Linked DNA regions of Mus musculus: region 2 is linked to region 1. Evidence: chromatin loops called from intact Hi-C (ENCODE). Cell type or tissue: heart. All regions are shown on one strand.

Evidence for each region. Peaks named below come from ENCODE experiments on the same cell type or tissue, not always from the same donor. Only the 100,000 strongest peaks of a DNase experiment are listed, where the experiment ranks them.
Region 2: a loop joins it to region 1, with 1.8 times the contacts of the local background. A loop is called at or near these places in 4 of 42 quality-filtered maps.

The regions. Positions count from the first base shown.
Region 1 is chr7:96,208,605-96,213,604 of GRCm38, reverse strand. All of the region lies in intron 1 of Tenm4 (teneurin transmembrane protein 4), which reads right to left. Among named protein-coding and RNA genes, the nearest start is that of Mir708, 38 kb to the left of the region's middle. In heart, a CTCF peak has its summit at 2,749; no DNase peak of the experiment used is centred here; H3K4me3 peaks cover 4,140 bases; H3K27ac peaks cover 3,605 bases; H3K27me3 peaks cover 1,064 bases.
Region 2 is chr7:96,355,729-96,360,728 of GRCm38, reverse strand. The region is part of intron 2 of Tenm4 (teneurin transmembrane protein 4); the gene reads right to left. Among named protein-coding and RNA genes, the nearest start is that of Gm15412, 16 kb to the right of the region's middle. In heart, no CTCF peak of the experiment used is centred here; a DNase peak (open chromatin) is centred at 3,008; H3K27me3 peaks cover 743 bases.

The DNA.
Region 1 (5,000 bases):
TTTAGAAAAGCCGGGAAGTATAGCTACAGGCCTCCAGGAGCTCACCCAGGGTCTTAAAGAAAGTGGCCAGGCATTGAAAGGGAGGGGTAAGTGCACCCCAACTGTGAAGCGCTCCTGGTCGGAACTGGGCCGCCACAGCTCGGGTTTCGATGATTAGGCCCCGCCCACTCCGTCACCCCTCTAGAGCGGAGCTCTGTTCGGGCCACCAAAATAAAAAAAAAAAAAAAAAAGCCCCAAGGCCGAGGGCGCCCAGTCCCAGGTTGGCGAAAAGGGGGCCGCAGCCAATCCTGGAAACCCCATCCCGGAGGCTTCTAGAGGTTGATGGAGAGGAGAGTTAGTCACGTGGAGCCAGCAGCAGGGCTGGGAAGCTAAGTGTTGGGCCCCAAGAGCTGGGAAACAGGTTGCCGCCAAGCCCATCCCCTCCCCCAAGCCAACCGGCTGAGAACCGATTCCCGCCGTGCCCTGGTAGCGAACCCGGTCGCCTCCGGGGTGCACTCCTTCCCTAGCCCCAGCGGCTGGGCCAGAGCCGCTACGGCAACCCAGGCAAAGGCGCCTTCAGCAAGGTCAAGACGCGGCTGGTCGGCACCTGGGGATTTTTCCCCAGCCCTGCACTGGCTTTGCAATCGCATTGTTAAGGATCATGGCAGAGGCAGGAAATCCGAACAGCCCCACAGGTCTGCGCGGGGGAGGATTTATTTTACAGCGCCGAACACACTCAGACAGACCCGGGATTTCAGGGGGGAGGGGATGCGGAGTTTCAGGACACCGGAATGTGGCAAAAACAAAACCCTCCCCACCCATGCACGCTATCATCTGACTTGGGGGAGGGAGTTCAGGGCCACCAAGCCCCAGACTTCAGCGTTCCTCAGGGTTCTTTCTGCTAGGGCTGGGATAGCTTTTCCCTCTACAGGCGAAAAACAAGATTTAAAAACACTCCACTACTGTGGTTCTCTATCAAAGCCCATCAACGTGCGACAGGCTGCGGCAGCGAAGGGAGGCAGCGAGATAGGAGGGAGGGGGGTGGAAAGGAGCGCAGTTGAAACCAAACTGTTTTCAGTCCTGGAGGGAGGCGAGGGAACAGAAGCCATATCAGGCACCCATTCCCATAGCATCCGCATTAGGTATAATAATTTTTTCTGTCCACCCCCGCACCCCATAGAGGCCAGTACTCTACTTCCTAACCCACCACAAACACCCCAAACCTGGGCCTGGATGCCTGGCGTCTCTGGGCATTTCTAAAAGGGACTGGAGGCAGGTTTCTAAACAGGTGAAGGACGCTGGATTTAAAGCCAGGGAGGGGCCAAGAAAAGAGTCTTGGGGCTGCCTAGAACACCGATTTTCCGAAAACTACGTTCCCTGGAAGGCCATCCAACACCCCCCCACACAACACCTCCAACACCTGAATCTCAGGGCTCCACGGACTCAAAGAAATCTGAGTCCTGACCCGTTCTTCTTCACAGGTTAATCTTGGATCTCCACCCACTCAGTCCCTGCTTCGGTAACCGGTTCCTTGGGGACAGAGCTTTAGCACCCAAAGCCCACATCTCAGAAGTGGGCACCTCGGCACAAGGTACCCAGCTCCCCATTCCCCAAGTGGGTCTCCCAGGTACTTACAGTCCCCAAGCAGTAAAACTTTCAGGGTTGTCTTTCAAGAGCCGGGTGCTTGCAATACAGATCTGGGAGATCACTGAGGCAGCTTATATAATTGCCCATGATACTGTTCAGCGAACATCCTCCGAGCACGGCCGTACAGCTCAGCACAGGGACACCCTCTAGCCCCGGCGCTGGGGATCACGAGCATGCCCCACCAGCGCCTCTACAAAGCAGCAGGGTGATCTCCAGGGCTAATCAAACGCCAATAGTGCGCTCAGATGCCCGCAAAACCCGGGCTGACTCTGCGTCCTTATAGCTGCGTTGGTGGCTTACGGTTAACTGCATGTGTACAAACCTTCTCTCCAGGGTTGTGTTGTATGTGCGTGGGGGGTGGAGGAGAGGTGGCGACTGGGTAGGGGACTGGTGCAGGTCTGAGGCGGATTCTACATCTAACCTGAGCAAAACTCTCGTCCACACAGACCCAAGTGCAGAAATCGTCTTAACGTCTCCTGCTGAAAGGGATACCAAATTCCAAAGTTAGAGACCACGCAATTGAATTTCCAGTACTTTCCAACCTGGTTTAGGCGGGGGATGGGGAGGGGGCGGGTAGGGCATAGAAGAAGAGGGCAGTGGCCAGAGAAACCCACCTACGGACCCGCCAAGAGGCATTGACCATTCATAACACCCTTTACCCCCCTCCCCCAATAGTTATTGGGATATTCCTGGGTTAGGTGTGGACACACACACACACTCCGCGACACCACCTTCTTCCGCTTCTCCGATGCAAAGACTGCATTTTTAAATCACTAGGAAAATGACTAAGGAGCTCAGAGATCACATTTCAATACACAGCATATTTCCCGAAGCTGGAGGTGCAAGTAGTCACACACTCACAGCCCTGCACCCCTAGAGAGTCCACCCGGCGCCTGCAGTCCTCAACTCGTTCCGAGACAAACCGAACGAGAAACGACGCGACCGGCGAAGATGGGCAGGAGCCAAGCGGGTGGCAGAGGGCGTGCGGCTTGGGGGTCGCGTCCCCGGGTTACCGGCTCTAACCGCAGCGCGCACCGGGGCCGCTGCAGCCAGCTCTCGCCCCGCAGGGCAGGTTGCAGAGCGGGAGCCCGGCGCCGCCTCGTGGGCTCCTCCAGCGCCCGCCGTGAGTCTGGGGCGGGCGAGTCTGCAGAGGGGCTGCAGGAGACTGGGCCGTGGCAGGGAAGGGGATCCCGGCGTAGCACACGAACCTGGATCGAGCTAACCTCCATCCCACCCGCGGTCCAGAGTCTGGGGCCGGCTCCCACCTCTCCGCTCTCCCCCAACACTGGTTCCCAGGCTCCAGTACGCGGCGGACTCCCGGGGCTGCGGTGGCGGAGGCTCTGGGCTCCAGGCTCCTTGCCTTGTCGGCAACCTGGACGCCCCGCTCTCCTTCTCTTCCTCCCTCCCTCCCCAGTGCGGAGCAGGGAAGCAGGCTAGCATCTCCCGGAGCCCCCAGCAAGCTGCTTGAGCTGCCCGGACCTGCGAATGCAGAGAGGGGCGACAGAACTGGCGAGCCTCCGCCGTGGTCCCCAAGGCGCTTTTTCCGTAGAGCTGATCACGCCGCCTTACCGTGGCTGCAGGCTGCCACCGCCGGGGAAGCGTGGACGAGGACGGCGGGGAGGCGAGGCACCGCGCCGCTGGCTCCGCCGCTCCGCGAGTTGTATTGAGGCACCCAAGACGGAGCAGGTCCCGGTTCTGAGCTCAGCTCCGGTGAGACCAACAATAGCTCCCGCGGGGAGCGGAGCCCCAGCGAGCCTCCAGCCGCGCGCGCACGCCGGGCTCCGGCTCCCGGCCGCTCCCGGCCGGCGTTCCTGCCAGCACTGCTGCCCCACATGTAACAGCTGCAATCCCGAGGCTTCGGGGGGGGGGGGGCTGGGGCGGGGGTGCGCGCGCGGGTGTGTGTGAGTGTGTGTGTTTAATAGCTTCCCTCCTCTTCTTCCCCTCCCTGCCTGCTCGCCTGCCTGCCTTCGTCCCCCTCCCTCGCTCTCTTACACACAGGGCGAGCGAGTGAGCGAGCGAGACACACTCGCGCACACACGCACACACACGCAGGTTACATGAATGGGAGGCGGGAGCCAATCCTACGAGGCCGGCCGAGCGGCGCTTGGAACAGGGCTTCACCACGGCACCGGGGGGCGCCACACAGGTGATGCGCCCCCTTCCCCCGTGCCCACTCGGCCTCCTTTCCGCTCACCCATCTCTGTTGTGTGCCATGCCTTCCCTTATCTCCGTCCTCCCTTTCTCTGAGCTGCTTTCTCCATTTCCTCATCTCATTTTCTTTCTGGAATTCTCTCAAGTGCTTCAGTATTTTTCTCGGATTCCTCTTTGACCCTCCTTTCTCGCTTTCCTCGCAGTCTTTCGAAAACTTTCTCCTTCCCTGCCCCTACTTTTCTCCACTTCCTCCCCTCTTGTTTTTTGTTTTCTTGCCCACCTCCGAGTTGTGTATTAGTATATTGTGTAGCCCGGGCTCTTCTCTCTCATCACACCTCTCTTGGAGTCCTTGGCCCTGCTTCTTGCCTAACCCCTTGAAATACTTTTCCACACCTCCAACACTTTTCCTGGGTTGCTTTCGCCAGAAGTAATTAACAGTTCCTTCCTTGGGAATGCAAGATGCCTTAAAGAAAGGCCTTCTTTCCTGGGACAGCTTCCCCAAAACCATGGTAACCGCTACGGAGTCGTGATGGCAATCATTGGGGGAGAGGAGGGATGACAGTGAATATAGTCCAAGGAATTTCTGTCCTTCATGAGTCTGGATCTTAATTGCCAGCACATTACCAAAGGAAGAACATTTGTCTGTGATGGCGACACCGCTTGAACTCGGAGGCTTTTTGGAGAAACTAAAGAAATTCCCTCCTAAAGCCTGCTTCATGCTCCCTTCCCCTAGCTTCATTTTCCACCTACAAAACAGGTTCTAGCCACCTCCTTAGAGTGAACAATGGACAGAAAGCACTGAGGTGCATAGAAAGTACTCAGAGGTAGTTTCCATCTCCCATCTTCCACTACCTTTATAAGAAGTGTTTCAGGATGGATAGGTGATCAGTACTGATTCCCAGGCCACGTGGAAGGAAAGATTGGCTGTTACAAACAACAACAACAAGAGGGTACTGTGCCTCTGGAGACTCTGTGCAGATCACAAAGTTTATATATAAACTTGGGGTAGTAGGTGTCTCAGTACATCCTTGCTTCTGCATGCAAAAAGGCAAAAATGGGGACGATGTGGGCAGACTGCCTTATAATCAGCCCAATCTATTTTTAAAATCCTCACGATGAGTGAACACTGACCAGCGACAAAGCCTTTGAGACTTACTAAAATGTCAAGCCTTTGGGTGGCATTTATCAACTATGTGTCCTCACTGCAGACATCAAATGCTGGC
Region 2 (5,000 bases), 150 kb before region 1:
CACACACACACTGTGGCTGCACATTTCCCCACTATTCTCCATGAACTTAGATTGCATCTCTTGATGCTACCTTGTCCTACTCGAACGTTACAAATGAGGTTTACCCCCAGGAACAACCACTGTACATTGATTTTATTAGTGACTCTTCATATAATCTTTATACATGACATGGCATCTCAGCCTTTTCCAGTTTTGCCTTGGCTGTCTGAAAACACTGCTTTAGATTATCAGGCACTAGATTTGAGTGACAGTTTCATAGGAGTTCACAGATGCAGCCATGGCTACCAGCTGTGTCTATGAGGAAGATTACTTAAGAAAGCCAGTACATCTCAGTAGGGCAAGACATCCACTGAATGCCAGCTCTTGTGTCCCTTAGCTCAGATTCCTCCTGGAGTCTGTTACTGTTCAGTTGTGCAACCTGGGAAAGTGATTCAATGTGTTTGAGCCATTGCCTTTATAACTACAGCATTCAATGTAGTGGTTGCTGCAGAAATTAAGCAAAAAATAATACAGTCATATGTCACCCAGGGATGTTTTGGTCAATAAGAGACCACACATGCAATAGCAGCCTCTTGAGATTATAACTGAGCTGATAGAGCTCGTATTGCTTTGTGGTAACATCATTGCCATGGTGGAGTTCAATGTGTTATTCATATGATTACAGTGATGATAATGTAAACAATTTATTGCACTGCCAGAGGTAAGAAAGTGTAGCTTGTACGTTGCCTACAGTAAGCACTACTTGGTAGTGATAGCAAACTGCTTTAAGTTCATTGATTTAGCATATTTTCTAAATCATTCATTTAGAGTACCTCTACTTACTACAAATACTTAAGTAGGTTTGCCATGTTATGTCAGCACAAGGCTCACATATTTATGCTAATTATATGTCTGATTAAGAGGTCATATGGAGTGACGGAACCCTGTGTCATTTAGAAGAATCTGCACTTTGATGGCTGCACAATGAAATCACCTCATCTCATAGTTCTCTGGGCTCATCTCATCATTAAGCAGCACATGAAAGCCCTTAGTGCTATGTACTGTTAACGTACAGTCAATAACTTATTACTAATACTGTTTATCATTACATCCTGTATCCCTCAGCTGCTATAGACCTATGCCCTGCTGGGGCTGGGGCTGGGGCTGGGGCTGGGGCTGGGGCTGGGGCTGGGGCTTCTGGTTGCTACCTCAGGGAACCTTACCAGCCAATGGAAGAAGACCACAGAAAGCCAATGGCTAGGATGCTGCATTGTTTCTAAAAGCACTAGCACTAGTCAGGGTCACCCCATTTGGACTAGGTATTACTCTATGCTACAGACTTCCTATAAGGCAAATGCTTGTAGCTTCTAGTCTGAATTCCTGAACACAAATTCCAGCATTACTGCAAGATTGTGAAAGTTGGCCATGTTCACCAACTTTTTGAAACTAATTTATCTCATGGACCAGAAGGTCTTGTATATATTAATAAATGTCAGTTGGCTAGAGGGCAGAATAAGCCTTAAAAGCAGGAACATTCAGGGGTGTACAGAAAGCTGATGCCGAATGACTGTGCTCTCCCAGCCCTGGACTGTGTGTCTGGGAAATTCTGAAGGCAGGCAACAGGCTACCAGGGTGCGTGGCATTGCTGGTGTGGAGACCATTGTAAGTCAAAGATGTCAGCCCAGGAATGAGAGGCTAGACCCACAGATGAAGCAGTTTACAGGAATCAGGCAGAATGCTTCATGTAAATAGGATAGACCTCCAGAAGGAAGAAAATGATTAAGATGGAAAGAGAGAGAAGAAGTGATCAGGGCTCTAGGAAAAGCTGGGTCTTTAGGCTCTCCCAAGCACCTCAGGTTCCTATTCTCCACTCCCACATTATGACTACAGGGCCCTTGGCAGCTCTATCCAGGCCTTCAGCAGTTGGAAACAAATCTCTCTCTCTCTCTCTCTCTCTCTCTCTCTCTCTCTCTCTCTCTATCTCTCTCTCCTTATCTCCCGGCAGTACAATGATCCTAGTCTTATTTCTTTTGTGGGTTTGCTGAATCAAATGTAAGAGAATATAAAGTTCTATAAAAATGATCCGTTATCAATACTGACACCCCTATTACTTCTCCAATGGCAAGTACTAATTACAGCTATTACATATCTGTCAGGTGTACCTTCAGGATTATTGGCAATCTGCTCTCCAATCCACCCTTCATTAAAGAGAGAGAGAGAGAGAGAGAGAGAGAGAGAGAGAGAGAGGAAACTGAGGCTGAAAGAAGTAGACCCACCATGTGAATAAAGACTGCAAAGTTTCCTGTGAGGACATGGGACAGCAGGAGCTAGGGATCCAGGCACACAGCAGTCATCCTGTCAATTCAGACACCAGCTTTGTCCATTGTGAGCAAGACAGGAGAGATCACAGCCTTGGACGGAGAGCTACGGGGTTGTACAGTATGTGAGGGGAAGCTGCCTCCTCCTTGGAAGGATCAATATAAGGAATAGGCATCTTTATCTGATCCAAACACATCTCTGTCCCCTTGCTTAGGCAGCCATAGACAATGTTCACTTTCAAAACCACTATGCAACAACAGCATGTGCAAAGAGATGAAGTAGCACTAAGTGCAGGAACACAGACACACACACACACACACACACACACACACACACACACACACACTCCATAGGGCTTTCAAGAGGGAGCCAGAGGCCATAGTCTTCTCTGGAGACCACAGCTTGTCTGGCCTGGCCCTTTTCGGAGTACTGTAGGGGATAAACAGGAGTACTGCAGACAGAACTTTACATTACAGGGACTGATTACTTCTGCAGCAGAGCTGTGAAAATTAGAGCCGCCAGCCCCACAACTGAGCAGGTGAGAGGAACAAAACAACACAGACTCAGACCTGTTTACAGGAACGACATTCTTGTAGAGAGCCTGATAAGTCTGTTGCTAAGCCCGCCTTGCTTCCTGTCACCAAGCACCTGCTTCTCACGCAGGAAAGATAATCGCTCTGGGAACAGGCTCCACTCCGGAGACCTGGCAGAGTGCTTGCTATGGAGAGCCAAGGCTGCCTTTCAACAAGCCTTCCCCTTGTCCTGTGTGGGATGAAGGGAAACCCTACCTGGCAAGGAAAAAGCTTTGCCCTGCTGGCTGTCTGCAGCTGAAAGTGACCTGCAGAGAAAGAAAGATGTTCCTGGATTCTAAGCTCAGAGTAACTGCTGAACAAAGACGCCAAAGATTCTTGCTGGGACAACGTCAGTCACAGGGGATGAGGTTCCAAGAGTATGGCAGCTATCATCTGTCAGGCCAGGTGGTCACCTGCGTTGTTAGTGCTGAGTGAGACAGGTGGAGGGAAAGAGCACAGCCCTGAAGGGAGGGGGTACTGCAAAGGCTGGGAGGGTGCCTGCCACAGAGAGATCAATACAAGAAGCAAGAGTCTGTAGTTGACTCTGAAGAACGTAAGAGGGATCTTGGTAATTCTAGCCAGGATGAAGGGACAGCTGGCCTCCCATTGTCATCAGAGAGGTCCAAAAGTCTTGTTAAGAGCCATTCTGGAGGTTAGAGGGATGGGTCAGTGGTAATAGTGCTTACTGCTTTTCCAGAGGAGCCAAACACCCACACTGGAAGACCACAAACGCCTGTCATACCAACTGTCAGGGAATCCAATGGAGGCCAGCACCCATGTGCATGTGGCATAAGCTAATACAGACACATGAATGAAAAGTTAAAGGGTAGCTTTTAAAAGTCCATTTCTGGGTCCTGCTAAAAATGTAAGTCTGGAGATAAAGAAATTTCCTTGTAAGAATTGCTTTCTAAACATTGTATACACACACACACACACACACAGACACAGGTGTTGTCTTTCTCTCAGCCCCTCTCCCCTCTTTCTCCCTCCCTCCCTCCCTCCCTCCCTCCCTCCCTCCCTCCCTCCCTCCCTCCCTTCCTCCCTCCCTCCCTCCCTCATCATAATTCACAAAGCGTGTCTCCTCAATTAAATAGACCCACCAGCCAGCCTCAATGCACACTCAAATAGAAACACCAGGTTAGGCCTGAGGTTATTCATGCACCCTTTGAAATCCCAGACTTTGAAAGAGCCCAAGAGCTTCAACTCCAAGAAGTGTCTTCCATATAAACAAACAGCCCAGCCTCTAATCCCTCCCGCTCTCCATGCAGTGCCCGAGGCAAAGTTCTGTAAAGGCAGGAGCTAAGCACTTGCTTTAGTGTCCAGAACCATTGAGCTTTAGGAAGCAGCAGCCTTCAGCAGGGTCACTGCACAACAAGGGGACTGTCCCCACAGCCCTGGGCAGAGTTGCTCTGATATGCTAACTCTCAATCACTTGGAAACAGGGTCTTGTCTCTGGCCCTGGATAGGTTTATCCTCTTGTTACTGGCTTGCCCAGAGCTCACATCAGTCTTCACTCCTAGGAAAGGAAGGCACTGCTTTCTGCCAACAAACAAGCAAGCAAGCAAACAAACAAAAACCTATACAAAAAATATCCCTACCTGGGTATAAACCTATCTTGATTTCCGTTTTCCCCAGCACCATCCTTACTGATGGAATTGGTTAAAAATGTCCATTTTAAAGACTTTTTAAAGGATTCCCATCTATGAGATGAAACTCCTGGAGGGAAGCTTATTGAGACCAAAAAGGCCTAGGCATTAGTCCACATCTCAAGCACGCACCCATGATACTTTCTTGTTTATAGGTTCACCGCTTATATCACATAACACTAGCCAATGGTGTTCTGTTATACAATGCAAATCAATCGGGGAAAACATTACAACCATGAATACTACAACCACGAACTCCAAGGCAGGTGTTAGAAGTTTCCATGAAGCAATAATGATCACAGGAAGTGCTTATATACCAGAGGCACAGCAAACTCCATATTAACTCGTCACTCTCCGTGCCCAGCACCGAGCTTAATATTCTGATGAAAGACAATTTAGAGGAAATAGTGATCATCGTGAACATATCTGAGTTCATATCTGGAAGTCATAGAATGTGTTGTTGCAGGATCTGAGCACACACACA